2 separate regions of the Mus musculus genome follow, and region 2 is linked to region 1. Evidence: chromatin loops called from intact Hi-C (ENCODE). Cell type or tissue: heart. All regions are shown on one strand. Each heading gives the region's core, and the rest is flanking DNA. Links, peaks and the distances in the headings are about the cores only.

Region 1 (10,404 bases), core at 1,708-9,707:
TCACCTTTACAATTCAGAGTGGTTCCGAGAGCAGTCAGCTCTCTAGCATCCTTTGGTTCCGTTCCCTGCACTCTTCTGAGGTCATCCATTTAGCCCCAGCCCTTCCCAATAACTCTCATCACCACCATCTCCAGTCTCAGCTTCAAGTCGGCCACCAGCCCAGTCCATTTCCTATTTGTCCTGTTCATTCTTTTTATGTCCCCAGCTCTCTCATTCCTCAACCCCTTTGGGAAGCAAGGGTCAGGAACCCTACTTCCTCCTCGCAGCTCCATCCCCCCACCCCCACCCCCACCCCAGCCCTCAACTCTCTTTTACCACTATCAACAGTTGCCTTTCTCACAACCCTCGATGCCTTCTCTCTGTTCCTCATACTGTTAAAATGCAGCTGTCTGCCCGCTCAAGAACCTGGGCAGCTACGTGGCTACAGAAGAAACACATAGCAATGACACTTGATCTCCCTTCAGATTCATCACCTATCTACAAACCGGTTCCACAGTGCTCATCAACCTACTGCATCCCACCCCACACCCACCCATCACTACCCTATCCCCATTCCATGCCCCACAGACAACGTCTCCCCTCAAGCTTCCAACACCTCCTTCCCATCCTCTCTCAGCTAACAGCCTTGCTTCCGGTTCTCTGAGAACAGAAGAGAAAGCCAACACTCTGCACCTTGCCTATCCACCACCAGGAGCGTGGATTCCTGTGACCAGGCACTGTCCTTGCTCCAGGCTAAGGCCAACCCCCTTCTCTCTCTCTCCTGCATCACTGACTTTTCCCTCTCTACCGGATCCCTCCCACAGCACACCAATTGCTCTACTTTCCCGTCTAACAGAAAACAATAGAGATAGACAGAAAAAGGAGAGCCCACTCTGGCCTCACAGAGCTCTAGCTTCCATGTGTTTTCTTGAAAGTATTGGTTACCTTCACTATACACGGTTCCTCTTGCCTCACCTCTCCTAGACTCGCTCCACTCGGGCTTTCTCCTTCACGCCTTCCACCTAACTACTTGCCAAGGTCACTGTGGACATTCCTGGAGCTACAGCCAATTGATGCTAACCAAAGGAGGCAGCCCAACCTAGGTACTGGCAGCTGCTGCCACACTCCTGCAGTGGCCACACTCCTGCAGTGGCACACGCTTTGCCTAGTCAAGCTCTAGGGCTGTCCTCCCTGTCTCCATTGCTATGCTTTGGGCCTTTTCCCTTCAGTATCCCACCTATTCCCTTGGTGACCTGAGTCAGTCTCCAGCCACCATCTCTACACTGACAACATTGAAGACTTCCCTTCCTTCCGACACACTCACTTCCCCCTAAATGTCATACTCTATCCGATCATTCGACTGGCATTCCCATTTGGATGTCTAAAGAGCATCATGAGTGCAGCAGACTCCAAAGCAAACTCCTTATATGTCTCCCAGCTATGCTTTGCCTTTAAAGGTCCCCCTCTTAGTAAGTGGGAACCTCACCATTCTGGTTGCTAAGGCCAAATGCCTTGGGATTCCTAGATTCTGAATGCTCTCTCCCTTCCTCCTCAGGAGAAACTCTGAATGTCCTCTCTTTGTCACCGACAGATTCGATCCAGACCCCACCACTTCCTAACAGATGCCTCTGTGGTCCACGCCATCATCATCCGTCAAGGCACCTGGATCCAGCTAACAATCCCCTTGATCCTTGCTGCTAATCTGACCTCCTTCCTGCGACCTGCTCTTAAACCTGGGAAGCAACATATCTCCTTACAACTGAGCCATCAGATGCCACTTCTGTAACTGTTCAGACTGCTCAATGGCATCTTCTTCTTGCTCAAGTCATAAAGTCCATAGCAGCTTCCAGGCCACTGTACCAGCCAGGACTATTGCCTCCTGGTCCTCACTACACCTAGTCGTCCTCTCAATGCACCCCAGATCTCTTGGCTTCTTTGCCTCTCTGTATATGGCTGAGTGCTGTTCCTCAGGCACCTGACCTACATAGTGAAGACTTCCCACTACCCTCACCCAGCACATGACCTTCCCAGTTCTCCCAGCAACACCTTGTGCATCTGCCAGTTTACAGGACGTCTATCTTAGGGTCTGCCTGCCTGCCTTTAGAAGGTGAGGTCCTTACAACAGACACAATGCGTATTTTATTCTCTGGTGTTCCAATGCATAGCACACACATACATAGACTCATATCTCTATTCCAGGGCACTTGGGACAGCCTCTAGCTGACAATGGCTCTCCTAACAAGGGCCATTTTTGACAGAGTTTGCTCAGAAAACTGGGCTTCATAAGAAGAGGGAATGAATAGGAAACCCAGACTTTCCCCTTTCTGAACCTAGGCATTGCCAGGGAGATTAGAGAGTCAGATACTTCAGGTCCTGCCTCAGGCCAAGAGAGTTACTTAGCCTGAGTCCTGGCATTCTCATAAGAGGCTGACAAAGCCTACTAGCTTTGTTACCAAAAGGATTAAATTGTCTAATGTCCCTAGGACATGCCCACAGCGCACAGTAGGGGCTTGGTCGATGCTAGCAGTATTATAAGTACTGCCCCTAATCATCATGACCAACCATACTTAGCTACCTTAATGACCAGGCACACTGGCCTGGGAGTTTAGAAAAAAAAAATCTGAGTCTTGACAGCATATCGCCAGGCAAGTCCATGGGTCACAGTTTCCCCCATCTAAACTCTGAGAGAATAAGAGGTGATCTCAGATGACTCCCCAACTCCACTCTACACAGCTGTACTCACAACATGAAGACAACTCACGTCGGTAGGTGCTTCAGAGCAAGCCAGTTTAGCTAGGTCCCCATTCATTGCCGGGCTGGAAGTGAGGTTCCTGAGAGGAAGAGAGACAGAAGAGGAGGTAAAGAAGTTCGTGTTAAGCTCGTGGGGTGGTGGGGCACTGTTGCTCATGCCTTTGATCCTGAATTGGGAAGGTAGGGCACGGTTGCTCACGCCTTTAATCCCAATCCTGGGGAGGCAGGGGAGGCTGATTTCTGTGAGTTTGAGTCTGGTCTACAAAGGGAGGCCCAGGACAGTCATGGCTCTACACAGAGAAACCCTGTCTCAAAAAAACAAAAACAAAAGCAAGACAAAAGAATGCTGAAGTCTGTTGGCAAAATAGGAAAGGGGGGAAGTTATCCCTCCTCAGCAATGTTAACACCACCCAAAGATTAAAAACCTCAGAACTTATTCCTGAAGTTGGTCTGAAAGCTCTAAGGATAAGGAGCCAGGTTGTGCCTGCAGAGCAAATGCCCAGGACATAACACCCACTCCCTTCCTGTACACACAGGGTTAAATTCCCCCCTCTCTTATAGAACAGCATCATGTGGGTCCAGGTCCCTCAGAGGTTCCCAAGAAAATGTCTTCCTCTCCTAGTCCCTGAGGGATTAAAGTTCTTCTCTGGCCAGAATACAACTGGTCCCGGCAGCCCTGCTGATATTTCCTAAAGGACTGGGGACTGGGGGTGGGGGTGATTTTCTAAAACTGAACCCTTCTCAGATGGAGAGAGGCATCCAGGCCGGGAAGCAGGACGGCCTCCCAGCAGCCCTGGTCCTGGGGGTGCATCACACCCACCAGGTGTTTCCAGTGAGAAAAGGGCAGGCTGGAGGGTGGGGTAAGGTAGGGCAGGGCAGGGCAGGGCAGGGCAGGGCAGGGCAGGGCAGGGCAGGGCAGGGCAGGGCAGGGCCTTCAGCTCCAGGCTCAGTGCAGACCACAACAGGCCTGGCCACCACAGTGGGAGAGGGAAGCCAACCACTGGGCCTAGCTCTGCATGCTTCAGGCTGGTGCTCTCTTGTCCCGAAAAGCCTGAGGTGGCCAAATCCCTCATGTCCCTCCAGATCATGTGTCCACTAACCCAAGGAGGCCTCCCTTACATGCAGGCCGGCTATGGGTAAGAAGTGCAACTGAGAAAATGTCTCCAAATAGAAGAATTCTCTATGCAGAAATTAGTTGAAGCGCATCACACTCCTCCTCAGAGGGGAAATCTGTACTGTACAGATTCCAACATACCCCTCCCTGAGGTCCCCGCATGGTGCTCTGCCACATGAGACCTAGCAGTTAAGATCACAGGTTTTAGAATCATACACATCGGGATTTAAATTGAGAGACTCCAGGAAGTCACTCTGGAGCCTTGATTTTCCAATCTCTAAAATGGACTTATCAATCCCTTCCTCCAAATAGCACGGATATGTACTCAATGGACTACAAACTAGTCTGCTGAATAGTATGCCTCTCTAGCATAACACGTATCAACTCTGTAAAGAGAACTACAGTGGGCTGGGGATGTAGCTCAATGATAAAGCACTTGTCTAGCATGAACAAGGCCCTGGGTTCAATTCCTAACACTACACATGCACCACAGACACAGACTCACACACACACACAGAGAGAGAGAGAAGTAACTCCACCATTTGCTACAGAGATGCTCTGGGCCTTAGCCTGGGTTTGCCTGAATTCACCTAAGTAACCTGACAGTAAAGATGATAACCCAAACTTGAGCCCACTTCCTCCATAGCCCCTTTAAGACTTCAAGGAACTATACAAACTCTTCTCAGCCCTTACCTCTCCTCAGGAGTCTTGCTATGCTCTTCCTGGCACTCTGCAGGAATCTCTGCTGTCCCCTCCTGGGACCGTCCTTTGGCAGGGGACTTACTATCCTCCTCTCTGGGGCAGGGGGCACCATAGGTCCTGGGGCCATATCGAGAGCTGCCATCGTGGTTAAAAGTGAGGCGGGAGCCCCAGAGGCGGTCAGGGCTGGCCAGGATCTCTTTCCGTGGCTGCTCCATCTTGGCCAAAATTTCTTCTACTGTACAGGCTGCAAACCGCTCAGAGGAGGGACGGAAAGGGGCAGGGGCCTTCCTCACACCTCCCAGGGCAGCGCACCGAGCTGGGGGTGTGAGAGGGGGCAAGTCTTCTTTCCCAGCATCCTCCTTCCCAGACTCTTGGGTAACGTCTCCTCCAGCGGTTGCTTCAGCTGAAGGCCTTGGTGCAAACGGGAGGGGACGCTTGCTGACCCCATAGGGCTGAGGTCCTGCCAGCATGTTCATCTTCCGGGCAGAAGGCAGCTCAGCCAGGGGACCCCGAGGAGGGCGAGGCCCAACAGGCACCAGGAGGCTGGGTTTGGCAGGCAGAGCTGGCTTGCTGGGCAAGCCCCGGGGTTTGGGCTTGACAGGGGGCTTGGCTCGTGGGTCACCTTCGGAAGGAAGGATTCATTAGGAACTGTCAGAAGAACCATGAGACATAAATTCTTGTGACTCCTGCTGCACCGAATCTTCCACACTCCAACCTTGGAACCCATCGTTCTAGGTGCAAGTCAGTACCGCCTGTTCCAGGAAGGCTTCCTTGGTTTTTCACATCCCATTATATAGCCTACCTTCTCCAAACTCCTACAACGTGGGCTTTGACCCCTTATCCCTCTAGCATCCTATTTTGCTCCTAACACAGGTTCCTATCGAATGAATGAATGGAGCAGATAAGCATACCCACTTGCCTGGCCTCACCATACTGTCAGCCTGGGAACCCGATGGAGCCCTATTTCTTTACACCACATTTCCATAGTGAAGTTTTGACCCTAGCTGAGCTCCCCTTGTACACCCTGCTGCACCTCTTCCTCTTGCCACCTCAGTCATCCAGTTCATTATCAGGAATGCAAGCTTTCTATTGACCTATGTCAAACAGAAGTAAATCTGCCACAGGAAGGAAGAAGGAAAAAAAAAAAAAAAAAACAAGGGCAGAAATCCACCTTCTATATAAGGCATTGTAATGCCAAATAAAAGACCTTGGGAATTACTCACGGCCACAACCTTCTATAATAGAATCTTGTATCACCCACTCATTCAGCTAAGCATTTAAAAAGTCTAGACAGGGAGAAAGAAGGGCACTCCATTCTCCTTCTGTGCCTCAGTGTCTCCTCCTCCAAGGCTCCCTGGAGTTGTCTCAAAGGCTCTGCTTCCATACCGGCTGGGGCTCTACCTCACTCCCACCAGATGCCAAGGCCCGTGAGCACTCATTTCAGACTCACTGCCTCTCACCTCCACTGTCACTCCAGCTACCTGCCGGGACGGAAGAGGGGTGCAGCCTCCACCCCACCCCCGGCCCTCCTCCCAGCCAACGGCCCCACCCTGCACCCAGCACCCATTGGTACCTGGCTCGGAGCCAACAGGCGCCAGCTCCTCCTCCATATCCTGGGGCAGTGGGGAAGCCATGGCTGTGCCTTCCCTGAGAGTGGATCCTTTCATCACATAGGGCACACCCTGCCTGAGAAATAGGAAGCAGTGTGAGCCGGCCGAAGTGACTGAAGACCCAGGGAAGGGAGAGGTGGAGAAGGGAAAGCTGAGAAAGGCAACAGGCTTAGCCAAGGAAGTCTATTTCTAACCCAGGCAGTGTGGGACAGGAAGAGCGAACTCCAGGGGGAGGCCGGGAAGGTTCCCACAGCCACATCCTCAACTCTTGACACGACTCTCCAACCCTTGGCTCTGAACCTCAGTGATCCAGCACAGGAGGGAGCCACCTCCACCCACACCACCCCCAGGATCCGTCCTGTGATACCCTACTTACAGCTCCTGAGGCAACCCTCTCGGGTCAGGGAGCCCCACTAGAGGTGTCCACTCTGAGCGGAGCAAGAAGGCCAGAAACTCTCAAGTCTCTGGAATCACCTCATGGGACGGGAAAAACCCGCTCCTCCCCAACCTGGGGCTCCGCCCCACAGCCGGCCCCCCTCTTCCCATTCTCCTCCCTCCCTCCACGGCTGGGAGTGGCTCCCTACCCCCCCCCCATTCTCCTTTCACATCCCTGCCCCCCTCCAGCACTCAAGAGCTGTCTCATCCAAACACAGGGACATAAGAAATAAAAAGTAAGCATCTGGAATACATTTTTTTCCCTTTAATTTCTCAATCGTTTTGGCTTCAGCTTGGAATTTGATGAGGTAAAGCCAGGGCCTAGTCCTGTTACCATAGCAATGGCCTCCCACTGGATTTCCAGGGCCTAGCCAAGGGGAAGGAGGAGCCGGCCCAGGATGGGCAGGGAGGACAGACTGGGCTTGATTGCTTGTGGGGTGGGGGGTGTAACTGAGAGGAAAACTCCCTGGGGTTGCCCCTTCCAGGACAGTCAGGGAGGGACCTGCAAAAGCCTGTGACATAGGAATGGGTGTGCACCCTAAAGGAGTTTTGAGGGGTCAGAAGAAACTAAACCAGATGATAGCCACATGGTAGTAGCCTGTGCCAGGAGCCTCTGGAGCTGATATTGTAAGATCTAACAACTAAATGGGTCTGTCACTTCAGAGCTGTGCGACTAGTCTAAGGCATACTGCTTAAAAAAAAAAAAAAGTATTAAATGAGTTTCAAGTCAAACAATGCATGCAAAATACCAAGCCTGGAAGTGGTAAGTAACAGTTGGCCATTATTAATGTGACTCCATTCAGTGTCTCCCATGAGCTAACTAGCATCCTTGGTAACCACCTCTACCTACCTCTCCCCCTACCGTAGGCTGCGTCTCTAGACCATTCCTTCATGTCCCCCCCACCTCAAATTCTTCAGGCCTTCCACCCCCTCAGTTCCCACCCTGGCTGCTGAAGCACCCTCCCACTCTCAAGCCCCCCCTCCGGCTCTGGTGGTGACTAGTGAACACTGCTCCTCTGGTTCAAGAGCAAGGGAGACATGCCAAACACATGGAATGCACAGAGCCCTGGAGGGCAACCCAACCCTCTCCAACCTCAAGGCTCCCCTCCCACTCCAGCTGCTCTGAGAAGACAGTTCTCAATTCTAAGAGACCTGTGGTGCCCAGCCTTTGCAAAAGATGTCCCCATCCGCTTGACCCTGTCCCAGCTTATTTAAAGAGGGTACAGACAGTAACTCCGTCAATGTCAAAAGGCTGATCAGCCAACTACCAGGGGCTGTTTTCCTTGTATGTGGGTGAATAACGCTTGAAGGCGGAGAGATGACAGAAAAATTAAATTAAATTAAAAATATATACAAGATTGCTTGCTTGTCCTTGAACATTATTACAAGGGATATGGTGAAGGTGGTTAGAAATGGAGAAAAACTAGTCCAAAACAGAAAAACCCTCTCACCTGCGGTTGAGATAGGGGCTTGATGGACACCTCTGAGGTTAGAAAGAGCTGCAGAGATGAAAACAGGCTCCGAGTCCCCAACAGGGGAGGCGGTTACAGTACACAGGCCCCAGCCAGGAGCCCCAGGTAACCAAGGCCATGTCCATAAGCTGCAGAATCGCAGTACCTCAAGAACTCCCCACTCTTAGTGGTCTAGGGAAATCAGGCAGCCCTGGGAGTAGAGGCTGCCCCCAAAGAATGGAAAGGAGCTATGTAGCCCCAGCCCTGGACAGACACTCAGAAGGGCCTGAGGGCAAGCAGGGTCGTCCCTAAAGGTCTACCACTGGATGTTCAGCTAGTGCGATCAGGAGGGCTAAGTGTTGGAAGAGGGGGGCCAACAGGAAGATGGAACAGCCCAGGGCAAGGGGCTGTTTGGAGGGCCTCCGTGGGGAGCTTACGGACACCGAGCGGCTAGCCGAAGAGGAGGAGCAGACGAGGGTGGAGAAGGAGGGGGCGGCAGCAGCGGAAGACTGAGCGAGATGCCAAGCAGCCCTCGAAGGAACAGACGGAGGACTGACGACGAGGACTCGGTGGGGGCGGCCTAGCGTGGATGGGGGCGTGCCGTGGGAGCTAGGGAAGGGGGCCGGTGAGGGCAAGGAGGGGGTCCCTCGAGCAGCTCCGCCCGCCCCCGGCCCCGCCCCACCCTCGCCTCTCCCCGCTTTCTTCTGGCTCACTGCACGGACGCCTTCCACCCCCGCACACACGCGCCAGCTCCGCAGCGCCCGAGCGCCCCAGGCCCTCGCAAACTTTCCTGGTGACCCCCTCCCACCGCTGCCGCCCCAATCTAAGGTCCCGGCTGCTAGGCGCCGGGTTCTTTCCATGCCCTTCCCCGCCCCCATCCCCAGACCCCGCCTCCTCCGGCTGCCGCGCACTCACGCGCTCCCCCGGGACCGGCTCCACTCAGCGAGGCACCCCGACGCCAGTGACCGCTGCTGCCGCCGCCGCCACCGTCACCGCGGGACCGAGCCAGTGCAAGCCCCGGGGCCCCTCCCCTCGCTCCGCCCAGAGACACGCCCCCATGTTGCTCATGAATATTCATATAGGAAACCGGGAGTAGGAAAACGAAGCTGAAACAGAGTCGGGCGCACCATATGCAAACAAGCACAGATCCCACATAATTATTCATGACCTTGTAAATGAGGGGCCGGTCCTGATTCAGATTTAGGCGAAACTGACGCAATTTTACCCCAGCGCCACCGAGATGACTGCCTAGAGAGGAAACCGCCCTGGACAGCTTTCCCTGAGCCTACACTGATTACAGCACCATAGAGCGCGGGCAGCACGAAGGGAACTGTTGGCGGACTGAAGAGTCTTCCTGTTACACCTGAGCCTCCTGAGAGCGGCAAACGACGTGGCCACCCCCACGTGGATAAATTCTGATTGAGAGCCGCTGTGACAAGTGGGGTAGTTTTTTCCCTCCTGTTATGTCTCCTTTAAGATCTTTTAAATACAGTTACCAAACACAAAGTGGTGTAGCCCTCCCTTGCCAGAATCTTCTTACACTTAACTTCACAAACATGCACAACTCATTTTCTACAATCCTCCTGACTCAAGTTTCCACTCTACGCTAGAAAGTCGATCCTCATTCTATTATCTCAAGCCTTGTAAGACCCTGACTCATAAGGTGATTTTAAAAGGAGCTCAGAGCCGCCGCCGCCGCCCCCCTCTGTTGGCTAATGGAGTGGAGTGAACTATGAGAGGCTTCCTAATCAGATCAGTACTCATTTCTTGACTCTCATGTGGCACAGTTCCCCAGACAAGGGTGAAAACCAATGCTTGTCCGGCTGGAAAGGACACGATGTACCTGGAGACTTGCTTCCCAGCTGGGCAGGCAGGAGGGCCCTGCCGGTCAGGGAAGGTAAACACCACATGCAAATTGGGAAAGGAGACATAAGGACATCGTTTCCAAAGTCATTTCCCTTTATTAAATTGTTTTCACAGACCAGAAATACAAAATAAAAGTAGAAATAGGCCCCTATTAGGAGCTACAGGCCTGACTTGGCATGACCCCTGCTGCAGCAACTTGAACAGGACAGGAAGCAGCTTTTACTACAGTCAGAAAGTAGGAAAGTAGGCTGAGGACTTGGGTCCTTCAATGCACTGCGAGTAGAAGACAACACACTCCTACCGAGTCTCTCTCCAGATTGCAAGGAGCCTTCCTTGCAAAGCAGCAGAGGTTAGGTGCTTCCCTCAAAGCCTCAGGGCAGTGGAAGCCACCAAGAGCAGTTACTCAGATGGCACAGAATCCAAGGACTATGTGAGAGACTGGAGCTGTGACGAGGTGGGAATTCCCTCCTTTATTCATCAGATCCCGAGGCAGAGT
Region 2 (10,404 bases), core at 1,693-9,692, 47 kb before region 1:
GAAGAAGAAAACTCCTTAAAGTCTTTCCTCTGACCTCCACATGAGCACTGTGGCATGTGCATACCCATACATATAAACACAGATACAATCAATCAATCAATAATGTGATTTTAAATTTTTTATGTAGTTAACATTTTTTAAAAGACTAGTTTCCCTAAAAGAACAAGCAAATCACTGAGAGTTACTATTAATAGATTCTGGGTATATGAAATGTCTAGTATTGACAAGGTTATATAGCATTAGGGCTGAAGGCAAGATTGGAGTGAGGAGAAGATTATGGCTAAGAGGTATAAAATACCTTTATGAGATGATAAAGATGTGTTAAAATTGCCTATGATGACAGCTGTACCACTTTGAGAGTATACCAAACGCCGCCAAATTACACACTTTCAATGGCTGCTTTATTCTATCTCAACGCATTAATTCTATCTCAACAAAGCTATTTTTAAAAAAGATACAATAAATCAAATCCTTCTTCCCATACCAGTTTGAAAAAAAGAGCAGTTTGCAAGTCCCTCTCTCCCCACCCACAGGGATCACAGAAAGAAAGGCCTCAAAGCAGTGCCCTTCGGAAGGCAGGCCAGCTGCCTTGTTCTGCAGCTTCCAGTGTCCAAAGGCTTTTCAGGGCTGCAGCGGCTCCCTGGCCATCACTAACAGACCCAGACTCACCGAGGCTGGAGGCAGTGCTAGAGTGGATTGACGCCATGTCTCAAGGTGAGTAGCACAACTACAAAGCGTAAGGGATGAGTGTGAATCCAGGCAGCCGCCTTCAAGGCCGCTCATTCAGAACCATGGGTACCAATGACAGACAGGGCGAAGGCAGCATGTGCCTTGGTGATAGACAGACACCAACTGGCACTACTTGTCTTTCTTCCACCAGCATTCTGACCCCAGACTTGTCTTCATCTGTGAAAACAAACAGACAAATGGCCTGGGGAAGTGGTTCTCTTGGGAAAGTGTTTGCCATGTAAGTGTGAGGGCCTGAGTTCAATTTCCCTGAACCTGAATAAAGAGAGCAGGTGTGGTGGCACACACTTGCATGTAGGGTTGTGGGTCCCATGTCTGCTCCACCACAGGACACAGCCACTTTGCAGAATCACCTAAGCCTCAGATGTGTGCCCACCAAGTGTCTGGGTCTCCACCTTCTCTACCTTACCAAACTTCTTGGCATGGATTTACATCCCACACTTGTGATTAACATGCTAGGGAGGAGAGAACAGGTAGACCCCTGGGGCTCAGTTTCCAGCCTTGCTGAATAGCAAGATTCAGGTAAAAACCAGAGAGCTTATCTTAAAAAATGGTGTTGGCGATATTGAGGGATAACACCACACACACAATACATGCACATGCACGCACACACACACACACACACACACACACACACATTTTAAAGATCAATAATGATGCCAACCATGCAAGCTGACACCCCACCTCCACTCTCTATTTTCGTATTGCTTAGTCACATGTTAATAAAGGCTGCACAGCCACTAAGCACATGAACAATTCTCTCTAAGCATCTTCGCTGCAGCCCTAGACACACCTAGGACTATTCATTGTTTTTAAGACACGAAGAGAACTGAAGTTCAGGGAAGCCAGACAACCTCCATTGTCATATACCGATCACCAGCCCACTATACCAGTCATCATTTAATATGATAATATGGTATCATCACATTATACCATATCTATAGAGTGAAGATAGCATCATAGTGCAGGAAAGAAGGTGAACACAGAACTGGGTCCTCAGAAAAGAATGCTGTCGAGGCTCTACAGAAAGGACATCTCGTGACCAAGAGGGAAGCTGTCTCTATGGGCCAGCCTTCCAGCACTGTGTACCCAGCTCTGCTCCCGACATGCCCTTCCTTCAGGAGCTCTGTTAAGAAGGCAAAAACTTATGAGTGATGCCTTCTACTTCCGGGACATGAGAACAGAGGTATTCTAGTTACTCACTCTTGCTATGACAAAACACTAACCAAAACCAAATTGGAGAAGAAAGAGTTTGTCTTAACATATCATCCAGGGAGCCAAGGCAGGAACTCAAGGCAGAGACATGGAGGAACACTGCTTTCTGGCTTGTTTTCCATGGCGTGCTCAGGCTGCTTTGTATACAACTTAAGACCATCTGCCCAGGCATGACACCACCTAGGCTGGGCTAGGCCCTTCCACATCAATCACTAATCAAGACAATTTCCCAGAGACATGCCCATGGGTTGATGTGGTTAAAGCAGTACCTCAATTGAGGTTTCCTCTTCCCCCAAGAAACTCTAGCTTGTGTAAGTGTTGACAAAAAATTGAACACAGAAAGGTGGACACCAGATCTAAAAGTGATCAGGAGGTCTAAGGGATGGTCAGAGAATGAAGCAAGTAGACAGAGAGTCTGGAAAGAAATTTTATTTGTTTAGCTTTAGGTTTTTCCATTTTCTACCAGTAGGGAGATTAAAGTGGCCCTTCTAGAAGCCATCCTCTTTCTATCCTATTTATACTTACATCTTATGTTACCTCAAATTTTAACAACTTAAGGTAGCTATTGTATTCTGTACCTGTATGCCGTGGGTTAGAAGTTTGGACAAAGCATGAATGATATGGCCCGAAGGATGACATGTCTCAGCTCCATCATGTCAGGAACCAAGTAAAGTGGAGATTTCTGGTGTGTCATGTGATACAGACTCACAGGATGTCTTGCTGAAGCAAACTCACATGCTGTTTTGCCGAGGCAAGACTCATGAGAGGACATGTAATGTTTGGAGAGAGTATATGTAGGACTCAACAGATAGTGACTGGGGTGCTTGCAGAGCTAGTGGTTCAACTCATTGGTCTTGCATCTTCACTGTTCTTCACTTTGTTGAAAGAGGCACAGCAGAAAACTCCTGGCATTTTGGCTGGTCCTGCCAACTCTTGCCAATTTGGTGGAAGCCTGGTGGTTTCTGCTGGATCTTGCCACCATTGCTGATTTGTGTTTGGTTATACTTTTGAACATAACTGTTAGTATTCTGAAGCGCTGGTATCCTGACAAACAGAAATTAAAATCACCCCCAAAGAACTACTTCTAAACAAGTCCATATCCCCTTGTCCTATTTACCATCTCTTCGCCCCTGCCTTTGGATGGTGGGCTAGAAAGGCGGTCAAAGCATTTGAGAACCCTTACTAAAGTAGGTTTTGAAAAATCTAAGTCTACAATCAAGAATGGTTTGAATCTGAGGTTGATGTTATCTGGCTTTGTCCAAGAATATTCTAGGAACCCCAGATAGTGAGACTTACAAGCGTCTGTGCATGACTAACATGTCAAGGCAGTTCATCTCACCGGATGGTGGCCTCAGGGATATGAAGAGCTCTCCGATGGTAGCTTTCTTACCCTGTTGTCTATTAGCATGCCTGAATATCATAGAGTGTGTAGCTTCTATTAAAAGAAGAGGTTTATTTAGGCTGCCACCCACGGGGCTTGGGCCCTGAAACTCTGACTATTGGGCAGCAAGGAAATGAAAAACGGAGAGCCACGTCAACAAAAGAGCTGGAGTCGGGAAGGCAGTATGTGCTCTAATGGGATGCAGCTACTTTCACCTCAAACTGGAAGGTGGCAGTTCTCTATAGGTGTGCAGCCTCAGGCTGGAAACGCTCTGAAGGAAAGGAGGTTACACTTGGTAGTATTTGCACTCAGACCTCTAGGAAACCTTTCACCAACCCTCTTAGCCCAGCCCATATGGGAAATGGCTTTGGCAATCTCCCATGGGTTCTAGTCTTTCTTTGTCATGACTGTGCCTGTGTCAACAATACATATTCACTTGGGATGTCAGTCTCTCGGGCCTTCTTCTGTTCCCTACAATTTATCTCCTACTCCAGAGGCCTGGCAATCCAAGAGTGGGTTACCAACTTCTGATGAGGGCCTTTTACAGTATACATCTTTACATGGTGCATAGCATCATGTGGTAAGACCAAGCATGTTGGCTTGGGTCTCCCTCTTCCTTCAAATGTATTAATATTCCCAGGTATCCCTTCATGGTATCATCTAATTCTAATCACCTCCAAAAGGCCCCACATCCAGATACCATCAGCATTTAAGTTTGCAATTAAGACCCTAACAATGACCCTGAGCACCTTAAAACAAAAATTGAGACATGAAAGAGTACACACCAAGTGGTTTCTTTTCTCAGCATCCAAGGGAGGACAGAAGCTGCCCCCTAAGGTTCAGAGGCAAAACAGGAGCTTGTGGTCTTCTCTAAAGCTTTGTGCAATGGTGGCTTCACTATTGTATTTATGACATGTGAAGAATTAATCAGGCTCTGAACTAAGATGCTTGCAGCGGCCACGGCACCTTATACTTCAAATACAAATGTTTTTGAAAGGGCTGGGAACTGAGCTCAATAACAGAGCACAAGCCTAGCGCTCAAGGATCTTCTACAGAGAAAATAAAAGGGACGGGGAGATAAGAGAGGATACTAGGATGAGGAATGTGATCAAAGTATGTTGTTATGTATGAAACCATGAAAGAATAAATGAATAAACGAGCAAATAAAAAGAAGGTTAAATGATTAAAGTACATTGTACAAAATCCTCAAGGAACCAAGAAAAATATTTTCTACTTAAAACAAACAAACAACACGAAAAAACCAGCCAGCATGACTTTCCGTCCATTCTTGCCCTCCCCTGACCCCCACCAACCTTACATGCCTTAGGAAAGCAGATTCCCAAGCCACCCCACTCTGGCTGAGAGAAGCAATTCAGGGTGCCTCTATCCAGAGTGGAAATGTCTCCTCCCACCCCCACTTCCTCTGGTTTTCAGAATCCTGCAGGGAGGGCAGGGCCTGTAGTTTGTGTTGGGCTCACCCTCATTATGGAGAAGGAAAGCAGCAAGCAGAGGCGGCAGGGGAAGGTCAGTGGGAACCAGGGGCAGCAGCACTGGCCCTGGACCTTCTGAGACGCGGTGAGTTTACTAAAGGCAGAAGGCTGATGCTTGGTTTTTCTCCTCCCCTCCACACCCATAAAACTGTGCTCAGTGTGGGCTTTGTGTAGTCACGTCTGTTAAGTGCAAGTTTCTGGAAAGTTTCTGATAAGCTTCCAGGACCCACCCAGCTGGGCAAGGATCCCGTAGAGCCCAGGCAGAGGGCCAAAACTGACCCTTCCTTGGGGTGTGGCTCCAATGACCAGTACCAGTGGCTGTAGACTTGAAAGATCATATGCCTCCCTCCCAGAGTGGCCAGAGCATGGGGGACAGGAAGTTTGCTTTCCAATGAGCTTTCCCAGACCAAAAACAGCAGCAAGCACTTGTAAGTCCTAACGTGGGAAGCCCAATCCTGATACCCAAGGCATTCCCTCATCTAACTCCGCCCCTTCACTACCGCCTAGATCCACTTCCCTCTTTTCCACAGTCACCGAGCTAGAGGCTCAGGTGGGTTCTCTAAAATGTCTATGTTGTAGCCTCTAGTCCTTGAGCCTGTGACTAGATTTGGAGACAAGGCCTTTAAAGCCTTAGGACTGCTAGAATGGGCCCTCCTCCTCCAGCTAACTGGTGTCAGATTCAACAAGGAAATTTGGACAAAGAGACACTAAGGACACACACGCAAGACCACATGGGGCACAATGAGAAATTCCCCCATCTGGAAGCCAAGGAGAGAGGCCTCAGAAATTCAACCTACTAACATTTTGAGCTTGGATTTTCAACCTCCAGAGTCACCAGGAATTTAATTTCTATTAAGTCTGGGCATTTTTTTTTTATTATGTCCCTGACAACCTAATGTAAGCCCTGCCTTTCTGAGAGTTACACATTTTTACACCCAACCTTCGTATAAACTGAATTCCCTCAGGGAGCTCTTCTCTCCATTCTCCTCTGATGTAATGACTAACTCTACATTCCAGGCCTTCCTTGTTAACTCATCAGTGGCAAACCCTTCAAGCTTCATAAGTCAGTTGTTTTGATGAGTCACACATGGTCCAGCCATCCCCTCAACCCTTAACCCCTGGAGACATACTCCAAGGCCCCTAGTGGGCGCCTGAAACTACAAACACTACTGAACTCTGTACTTTTCATATATGTACAATAGAATTCAGATTATAGGTTATTTGTAGTAAGAGGTTAATAGCAATCTGTAATAATGAGGTTGTTGATGATAGCATTTTGGAATAAAGGATATATTTTCCCTCCCTCAAAATATTCTATTGCCTCTACTCACCTAACTTCTTATGATGTCAAAAACTAAGGAAAGCACTTCCCAGCCTCTTGGGCATATCTAAGCTGTCAGCATCACCAGTCTTGTCCTCTGAGATATTAAATAAAATTAAAGATGACTTGAACACAATTGTCAGGTGAGTAGTATATACAGTGTGTATACACTGAACCAGATGATTCCTGTCCCAGGCAAGACGGAGCAGGACAGCACAAGATTTCATACTGCTACTCAGAACAGTGTGAAATTTAAAGCACATGAACTATTTATTTCTAGAATCTCCCATTTACTAGTTTTAGACCACAATCAAATAAACATATGGAAAATGAAACCATGGGCAAGCTGACTACTATATATCTGTGGCCATCCTAAGCTCTATGACATCATAGTTTGTTTACCTCTTGTAACCTTTCTTACTAGACCTTGACCCTAGAGACTCAGCTGTATCTTGCTCTTCATCATCTCCCAAGGATGAATAATCGATGAACTAATAAAACAAATGTTGGCTTTGATTGAACTTGGGAGTCTGATGAGTATATCAGCTTCTCCCCTCAGCATTTCCTTAGACCCCACAGCACACCTTTTGGTGTATTCATCTTCTTCCTATGCAAATTCTAAGACCATTCTAGGGTCAGGAGAATTAGCAGTGCCCTAGAGAGTGTATAGGACAAAGCAGAAGTCCAGGGAAGAGCAGTACTTAACTAGAGATGTGGGTTGACTGTGTTAACGGTAGTGCAGGATGCCAGGCATGGAACATTGCAGACTTGGGGGAGGCCCTTACCACCTTTCCACCATCTGTCCCCACAAAGCCTGAGTCAACAGCTCCCCTCCCTCTCACTCGGGGTAAAGCGATCCCTAAACAGTTGACAAATCTTTAGAAGTATGCTTATATGATAGTGTGGCATGGCTGTAATATGGTATGAAGCTGAGGCAGAGGGATCAATAGTTTGAGGCCAGCGTGGGCTATACAGTGACATGTCTCTGAAAAGAAAGGAAGTGGTGAAGAAAGGCAAGGAGGAAAGGGGAAAATCAGAAGGAAGAAAGGAAGGAAGGGAGAGAGGGAGGAAAGGAAGGAAAGAAGGAAGATGGGAAATAGGAGTGAAGGAAAGAAGGGAGGAAGGGACAGAGGGAGGGAGGGAGGGACAGAGGGAGGGAAGAAGGGACAGAAGGAAAGAGGAAGGGAAAAAGAAAAAGGAAAGCAGGAAAAAAAAGAACAGGAGTAGGGAGAGTGTCTGTGTCTGTGTCTGTGTCTGTGTCTGTGTCTGTGTCTGTGTCTGTGTCTGTGTGTGCATGTGTGTAATGGAGCTCTAGAGAGAGTTGGGAAGAAGGAATGCTGAATCTTGGGGTGGGAAAAAATCCTACCTGTGTGGTGAGGAAAAGCTAGAATCCTCTGAGAGCCTAGAGAGCAATAGAAATAGCAACATCAGATCCAGAAAGGCCTAGTTTACAGCTTAGGGCTTTTCACTGAAGAAATGAGGCAGGCATTCAGATGAAAGGGTCTGTCTGGCATCAATGGCTCCTCTTCCATGGAGTACTACCTCTCTCTCTCTCTCTCTCTCTCTCTCTCTCTCTCTCTCACACACACACACACACACACACACACACACACACACACACCTCGGCCCTAATGGTGAATGCAAATCACAGAAGGCATTTTGTCCATTGCCAGGCTGGCTGGGGTTAATGAGAGAAAGAGCTGTTTCCGGAAAACAAAGGTCTGGGTCAATAGATCTAGCGCAGCAGCTATTGATCAGCAGGGCAAAGGCTCTCAGAGGAGGCTCGGTGCTTCTATTAGACCTGGGAACCCAGCTGCCCTGCAGGAAAGACAACCAGTGCCTGGAAAGGCCTTTTGTAAGCATGTCCTAGGCCACCATCCTAGAAGCACAGCGTCCTTCTCACCACCCCCGGGGCCTCCTCAAGGTCAGACTCAGAAGCATAGAGCTGGAAAAGATCCCAAGGGTTGCCCCATTCAGTTCTTTATCTGAAGTCTGTGTTAAAAAAAAAAAATTTCAGCCAAGAGTGGGGCTATAAAAGATTCACTCGGAATTTAGCACTTCTTTTCAACATAAACATAGCCAAGGAGACACATGAAACTAGGAGGACCCAGCCTGTCCTTTCTCGTTATGAGGAACAGGCTGAGCACCGAGGCTCAGACAGGCCTCTGCCCTAGCATTTGACCAGCTGAGACAGGAAGAGCGTGAGTTTTAAGTCCACCTGGGCTATATAGTAAAACCATGTTTCAAAAAACAAGCCTCCCTCCCCTGAGCGGTGTGCACAGTGACACATACTTCAGAGACAGGCGTATCACTGTGAGTTCGAAGCCATATCGAGTTCCAAGACAGCCAGGACTACACAGACAGATCCTGCCAGTACAAACAAACAAACAAACAAAAGAATGGCATTTGTCAGGGGTGAGAGGGGATGAGAGAGGGCAATGGACGTAAAAAGGACCAAAATAAATTACATACATACATAAAAGAGCAAAAACATCATAGATTTTTAAAAATTAAAAATGGAGGCTGGAGAGATGGCTCAGCAGGAACATTTGCTGCTCTTGCAGAGAATCCAAGTTCAGTTCGTGACACCCACGCATCAGCATAAAACTGTCCAAAATTCCAGTTCCACAGATCCTACATCTTCTTCTAACCTCTGTGGACACAAGATTTGCATACAGTACATATGCATACATGGAGACAAAACACTCATACATATAAAATAAGTAAATCTGAAACCAACAGATAACGGCAGGTATTTCATAGTTTGGTATGGTCATCGTGCAATTCACAAAACAGCATTATTACCTCAAAGTGACAGTTCTAGATCTTCGTGTTTGTTTGTTTTGGTCTCATGATTGCGTACATGTGTGCTCACGTGTGCATCAGGAAAGGGAGCGCACGAGCCACGGCACACGTGAGAAGGAGAGAAGACAATTAGTGGAGTTACTTCTCTCAGTTCACCTTTACGTGGATTCAGATAAAACTCGGGTCGCCGCAGGCTTACACGTAACTCTGAGCTGTCTCGCTTGCCCTAGACTTGATTGTTGAATGCATTACATGCACCGCTAAATACAAATATATTTCTTTAATATTTTGAGAACTTTTTCAGTATAATTAATTTGTTACAGTTCTTTTTTTTGTTTTTTGTTTTTTGAGACAGGGTTTCTCTGTATAGCCCTGGCTGTCCTGGAACTCACTTTATAGACCAGGCTGGCCTCGAACTTAGAAATCCGCCTGCCTCTGCCTCCCAAGTGCTGGGATTAAAAGTGTGCGCCACCACGCCTGGCTTATTTGTTACAGTTCTGTTAACATATACTTACTATATACAATAACGGGTATCCTTATGACATTTTCATTAGGCATATAATGTATTCTGGCCATATTTACACACCCATTACTCTTTCTTGTCCCCCTCTTACACACCTACTGATCACCTTCCTCTTCCTAGGTAAACCATCCTTCTTATGGTATTTTATTTTACCAGCTTGCCAGAAGAGCCCATGACACACTCAGACGCACACGTTTAAAAAAAAATGCTAAGAACGTCTACAGCTTGAGAACAAGTGTTACTGCTCCTGAGAGTATACACAGATGGTGGATAGATTACTGTGTAGAAGTGCAAATGAAAAAATAGAATAATAATAGCACTCCTCATCATGACTGAGCCAGTGAGCCTCCTAACAACCTTAGGAGGAGGGAAAGCCATCGTCCCCCGTTAAATGGGTCAGAAAACCAAGGCACAGAGACTTGACTTGGTTTACCCAAAGCTGCATCTGCACCTGGAACTCTTCTTCTCTAGGATTCTCTGAACCTGTTTGCTGAAGTGTGCTTTGGTGTGAAACTCTGGGATTACAGACCAGGGTTGAAGTCCAGCAGACTATACAACTTGACTTCACTACACACATCACAGTTGTCAACCACAACCTGAAGGCAGAAATACTACATCCATCCAGGGGTCACATGTGACTACATATGGTATGGAAAGAAAGGAAGCACACAGCACATAGCCTGGGACCTGGAAAGTGTTGGGTAACTTTGTTTTTAGTAAGGAAAGCTAAACATAGTCTCGTTTAGAACGGCTGGCTGTAGGTGTCTATTCAAAGTAACCACCAGAAATAAGATTAAAGGATGAAGACTGGAGCCCAGGTCCAAGCAACTAGCAAAATGGATATTTGCTAAGGTGAACAGATGTGTGGTGGGGTTTTGTTCCTTTGGAGAATGGTGTGGGTGGGGAATAGGTTCAAACTGAA

What was found. Hi-C counts contacts between places; a loop is a spot of excess contacts. Peaks named below come from ENCODE experiments on the same cell type or tissue, not always from the same donor. Only the 100,000 strongest peaks of a DNase experiment are listed, where the experiment ranks them.
Region 2: it touches region 1 in a loop (5-fold over the local background); 5 of 42 quality-filtered maps call a loop at or near these places.

Annotation. Positions count from the first base shown.
Region 1 is chr2:85,046,689-85,057,092 of GRCm38, reverse strand. Tnks1bp1 (tankyrase 1 binding protein 1) reads right to left here and starts at 6,633. Exons shown (of 12, transcript NM_001081260.2): 1 at 6,533-6,633; 2 at 6,120-6,232; 3 at 4,538-5,168; 4 at 2,741-2,810. The coding sequence starts at 6,213. It overlaps Ssrp1 (structure specific recognition protein 1), which reads right to left. Exons shown (of 17, transcript NM_182990.4): 17 at 9,979-10,404. The coding sequence ends at 10,379. In heart, for the core only: a CTCF peak has its summit at 6,491; DNase peaks (open chromatin) are centred at 6,632, 6,972, 8,572, 9,132 and 4 weaker places; H3K4me3 peaks cover 3,896 bases; H3K27ac peaks cover 4,176 bases.
Region 2 is chr2:85,093,691-85,104,094 of GRCm38, reverse strand. No RefSeq gene overlaps it. Among named protein-coding and RNA genes, the nearest start is that of 4930443O20Rik, 12 kb to the right of the region's middle. In heart, for the core only: no CTCF peak of the experiment used is centred there; a DNase peak (open chromatin) is centred at 5,074; H3K27ac peaks cover 985 bases.